Regions from separate parts of the Mus musculus genome. Here region 1 is linked to region 2. A link is a loop called in an ENCODE intact Hi-C map of the cell type or tissue named here. Cell type or tissue: heart. All regions are shown on one strand.

The links. Peaks named below come from ENCODE experiments on the same cell type or tissue, not always from the same donor. Only the 100,000 strongest peaks of a DNase experiment are listed, where the experiment ranks them.
Region 1: a loop joins it to region 2, with 2.4 times the contacts of the local background. A loop is called at or near these places in 2 of 42 quality-filtered maps.

What each region holds. Positions count from the first base shown.
Region 1 is chr15:77,101,330-77,103,829 of GRCm38, reverse strand. Rbfox2 (RNA binding protein, fox-1 homolog (C. elegans) 2) reads left to right here. Exons shown (of 14, transcript NM_053104.6): 7 at 891-951. Among named protein-coding and RNA genes, the nearest start is that of 1700109K24Rik, 18 kb to the right of the region's middle. In heart, no CTCF peak of the experiment used is centred here; no DNase peak of the experiment used is centred here.
Region 2 is chr15:77,366,904-77,369,403 of GRCm38, reverse strand. No RefSeq gene overlaps it. Among named protein-coding and RNA genes, the nearest start is that of Gm41353, 7.9 kb to the left of the region's middle. In heart, CTCF peaks have their summits at 1,049 (motif pointing right), 1,771 and 1,979 (motif pointing right); DNase peaks (open chromatin) are centred at 283, 1,043, 1,703 and 2,053; H3K4me3 peaks cover 1,080 bases; H3K27ac peaks cover 1,879 bases.

The sequences.
Region 1 (2,500 bases), 270 kb after region 2:
AAGCCTGTAATCTAAGCATTCAGGAGGCCGAGGCAGGAGGATTGCAGATTTGAGGCGAGCCTGGCTACATAGCAAATCTCAGCCTCAGCCTGAGCTTCCGCATTTATATATTCCATAAGCTCCAAGCTTACGGTGAGCTGTGGTTGAGTTTGTGATGAGGCTCTGAAGTTGGTCCCCTCCCCTCAATTTCTCCTCACCTTAGCATGGAGAAAGCCTCGTACACACATGCCTCATTATGGGTTAGGGGACCACAGGGCAGGAGAACTAAGCAGTCACTCTTCACTGCTGAGCCCCTGTGCCAAAGGCCCTCAGAAACTTCATCTTAAGTGAGTGTCCCCTGTGATCTAGAAAATCAGAATGATTTTCAGAATGATCCTACAGTCTGCCACCATGGGGACTCCTCTATTTTTTTTATTTTTATTTTTATTTTTTTTACTAATCCCAAACAGTTTAAAAAAAGGGGGGGGGGGGTAAACTATCAGGACAGGATATGACATCAGCATCATGGCTCAGGTGGCAAGCCTCCGTTTTATTAACAAGCTTCAAAGTTCTTTTGTAGACATATTTGTTCCTGATTTCCTTTTTTCCAAATTGCCCTCAGTAAAGTGAAATCTTAAGGCTGTCCAGAGAACTTTAACTGCACGGTTTCTCTACAGTGCTGAATGGTGGAACAGCCTCAGTTTTCTATTTGGAGACAAGAAACTACATTTTACTCTTGTTAGCCTCATTTAATAAACACATTAAAATTTATGAAAATTTTATGATGCTGTGTTAATTATATAAATGCTATCAGAAATGTACTTTTTAAATTATGCTCTGTTACTGAGTGAGCAGTGTTATGTCCCCTAATGTGTCTCTCCCCACCCCTCTTGTCTGCTCGTTATCTTTAGGTGAATAATGCAACAGCACGGGTCATGACCAACAAGAAGATGGTCACGCCATATGCAAATGGTGAGGAGTTACCAGCGCCTGGGGGAACCTTTGTTGTTGTGTAGATAGATGAGATTTTCATGACTTTGTAGGACCTTCATTGCAATTCACGTTTGACCTCTTAGAAGAGTGTTTTCTCTTTACAGATTAATATTTTTCCTTAGAATTAAGCTAAGTTTTTAACTTACAAAGGTGTTTTGTTCTCATTAACTTTTTATTTATTTACTTACTTATTTTTATTTACATGAGTACACTGTAGCTGTCTTTAGACACACACCCGAAGAGTGCATCAGATCCCATTACAGATGGTTGTAAGACACCATGTGGTTGCTGGGAATTGAACTCAGGACCTCTGGAAGAACAGCCAGTGCTCTCAACCATTGCGCCATCTCTCTGGCCCTCTCATTAACTTTCATCTTCTGCACAGTACATGCCACTTGAAGAAGCTCCCTGCTAAAGCAGATTAGGTAGCCCATAAGCACCCTCCTCCTTGGTCTCTGTAGCTCCTTGTAACATGGGAATTGCTGCCCACGTAGCCCTGGAGCCCCAGGTGTGCTTTCCTACTGATTCCTTGTCACACGAGTGTGATCTGGATTAGTGACAAGGAAACCTAGTCTCTTTTATAATTCTAGATTCCTTGCTTTCCCTAAGACCTGTCAGTGATGGCCATAGGGCTTTAGGGTGTAGCTTTTCATTCCATGATGACAAGTTATATAGTGAGTGTAATAAACATTTGTGAGAATGGAATTTTCAGTGATGGACTGGAAAGGTGGCTCCTCAGGGAAAAAGCACTAGCCCATGCAAGCCTGAAATCTTGAGTTCAGTAACCAGAACCTATGTGAAAAGCCATGTGTGATGGTCCACATCTGTAATCCCAGCACCTTAGGCAAAAGTTTGGGCTGGCTAGCCTGAAATAAGCCATACAGTGGCAGAAACAAGAAAGGCCTCACTTCAGCAACAGGAAGGAAGAAGACTGGCTTCAGGAAGTTGTCTTCCCATCTCCACTGCCCTCCGTAGCATACACACACCCATACTCTTAACACAAAATGAATTTAAATTGTTTTATAAAATGTAGAATTTACAGCTGAAGTAACAGCTCAGGCTAACTGATCTTTCAGAGGATCCAGGATGAGTTCCCAGCACCCAACTCTGAACTACCTGTAACTCTAGCTCTGGGGGCTGAGTGTGTGCATGAGTGCCCACAACATGAGCGTTTTCTTCATTCTGGGAGGTGCATGTATAAGTCAGAGAACACCCTCAACCTACATAAGTCTGTTCTCTCCTTTCACCACTTGGGTCCCAGACGTCAAACAGGCTTGGTGGTAAATGCTTTTACTCACTGAACCATTCATTGTCTTGGCCCTCATGAGCATTTTTATCAGAATAAAGGATTGGCTTGAGAGTGAGGTATTTCAGCCAGGTAATGGTGGCTCACACCTGTAACCTTGGCTCTAAGAAGGCTAAGACAGAAGGGTAATGAGTTCCAGGGCACATAGCCTGGACTAGATAGGACCCAGTAAGTAAATAAGACACTTAATTAACTCCAAGCCTGATGGCCTGAATCCTTCTT
Region 2 (2,500 bases):
AGGCCTGCCACATGGGTCACGGGGAAGATTTTGTATGCCAAGCAGGAAAATGGTGACAAACGTGTCCGCTTGCCTCAGCTGACACCAAGGATACGGGCCGCGTCTCTAACTCTGACAGCACTAGGGTCTTGTTTTAAAGGTCCACATGTCACTCTAAGGACAGGGGAGCCATGCAGGGAAAGATTTCTCACAGATGCCCCTGCCGGTTGTGACTCAAGATGGCTGCAACCAACCTGGACCCCTGCACTGGCTCACTGAGCCTATGCTGCCTTTGACTGGCTCCCCTGGGCACATGAGTTCCTGTGGGGTGTCGGGCAGCAAGTCCTTCCTGTTCTTCCTGTACAGTCGCTGCCCCTCCACCCAGGCATTTCTTTCAGATTCTGTCACCTCAGGCCCCGCTGGGACAGAGGGTGGTGTTCACGCACGTCTGGCTGGAGTGAACACAGGTGCGTTCTTTACCTGTCGCTAAGCAGAGGATTGACTTTGCTTGGAGGGCCTGTGCTCAGGTGTGGGCAAAGGTCAGCTGTAGCGGGACCAAGATAGACAGACCACAAGCATCCTTGTCCAAGCTCCCTTCATAGTCCTTCTCCGGTCCTGATCCCTGATCCCTGCTATCTGATTCCTGACCCTTAAGTGGACCTGCCCTCATCCTATTCAGCGGGGTTCCTGCTTATTCATTTATTCTTTGCCCAGGCAAGAACAGAAGTGGCAGAAGTCCCTAGGAACCAACTCCCTCAAGGCATTTTCTCCTCTTCCCAACCCCCACCCCCTTCGTTTCTTCTTTGCCTGCTTCTTCCTCTTGCCGTTTTTCTTCCTCGTTCTTGCTCCATCTCATTTTCTCCCCATTCCCTTTCCAATTCATACAAAGTCTGTGTGGCTTTTGGAGTCACGGGGAGATGGCCTGCCTTTGGTTGCCAGCTGCAGGGCCCGTTCTCAGCAGTCAGAGCCACGGCTGCCGGAGCAAACACTGTCAGCTGAGGCCAGCCACAACCACAGTATGCCCTTCCCTTGTTGATCAACCTTGGATGCCGCTCACGCACGTCGTGTCCACACGGGGGCGCTCCAACAGTGCTTCTCTGGCGTCTCTGGCCTTTCTAGTCTGCATTTTTTTTCCTCCTGGTTAGTGGGAGGAGCACTGGTTTCCTTTCCAGTCTTAGTCGTCTGGCTGCACGAAAAGAGCCTAGGCCCATATGTTCCTTGAGTAGTATTTCCTCTAGCAAAGGCTACACATCCAAAGAGCCCTTAGATTTTTTTTTTGTTCAGATTTGGGTGGAATTCAACAAATTCCCTCAGATATCCCTCCCTATTGAAAAAATTTTTAATTTCTTCTTTTTTTTGTTTTTTGTTTGTTTGGTTGGTTGGTTGGTTGGTTTGGTTTGGTTTGGTTTGAGACAGGGTTTCTGTCTAACACCCCTGGCTGTCCTGGAACGCACTATGTAGACCAGGCTGGCCTCGAACCCACAGAGCTCTGCCTGCCTCTGCTTCTGCCTCTGCCTCCTGAGTGCAGGATTGTAGGCATGCATCATCATGCCTGGCTTTTCTACTTAATTTCATTTTATATGCATGGGTGTTTTGCCTAGATATATATCTGTGCACCACACACTTGCCTAGTGCCAATGGCACTTCTGCCTCCAAAGGTCCACCCAGGTGACTTGCCTCTGCCAGCTAGGCCCCACCCCCCGGAAAGGTTCTGCTTACCAAGCTTGGAAATCACAGTTTTGAGCTGGAATAAAATGAACTAGAGGCCGGGCGGTGGTGGCGCACGCCTTTGATCCCAGCACTTGGGAGGCTGAGGGAGGCAGAGGCAGGGGAATTTCTGAGTTCGAGGCCAGCCTGGTCTCGAGTTGAGTTCCAGGACAGCCAGCGCCACACAGAAAAGCCCTGTCTCAAAAAAAAAACAAAAAAACAAAAACAAAAACAAAAACAAAAACAAAAAAAGAGCTAGAAAGCAAGCTTGTAGTATTAACAGAACGTCCACACGAGGGCGCCCACACACTTTTTAAAAGATGCTTTGGATGAAGCCGGTCCCCAGAGGGACCAGGAATCTGCGCGGCAGGGCTGAGCCTCCCTCCGGGCCTTCGCTCCACAGCCTTCTCCCTCTGAGGATTTCCTTGTTGGTTTTCTTGTTTGCTAGGGAGAGATTCGGTTACCCGTAAGGGGTCTTAGAGCCATGGCCCATGGCTAGGAGACGCAGTAGACGTATTAGAAAGATGAGTTGAGCAGGCAGGCATAAACCTGAGCCTTTCGGAGGGCTTCCTCCTCATTCCAGTGTACTAGTTGAGAAATCCGACATTGCTCCCTCTGGTACTGACTTTGTCACGTCCTCCCACAGGACGGGAACTGCCCGCCTCTGGGCCAGCTGGGTGGCTGCATTCACTGTCCAGGCAAGGCGTCTGAGCTCTGGAGCTGTGGCCTCCTCCTAACGCTCTCACACATCAGTCAAAGCCTTCCTCTTCTGTGTCAAGGACTTCAAGCTTCTTGGCTCGTTCTTCCCAATTCC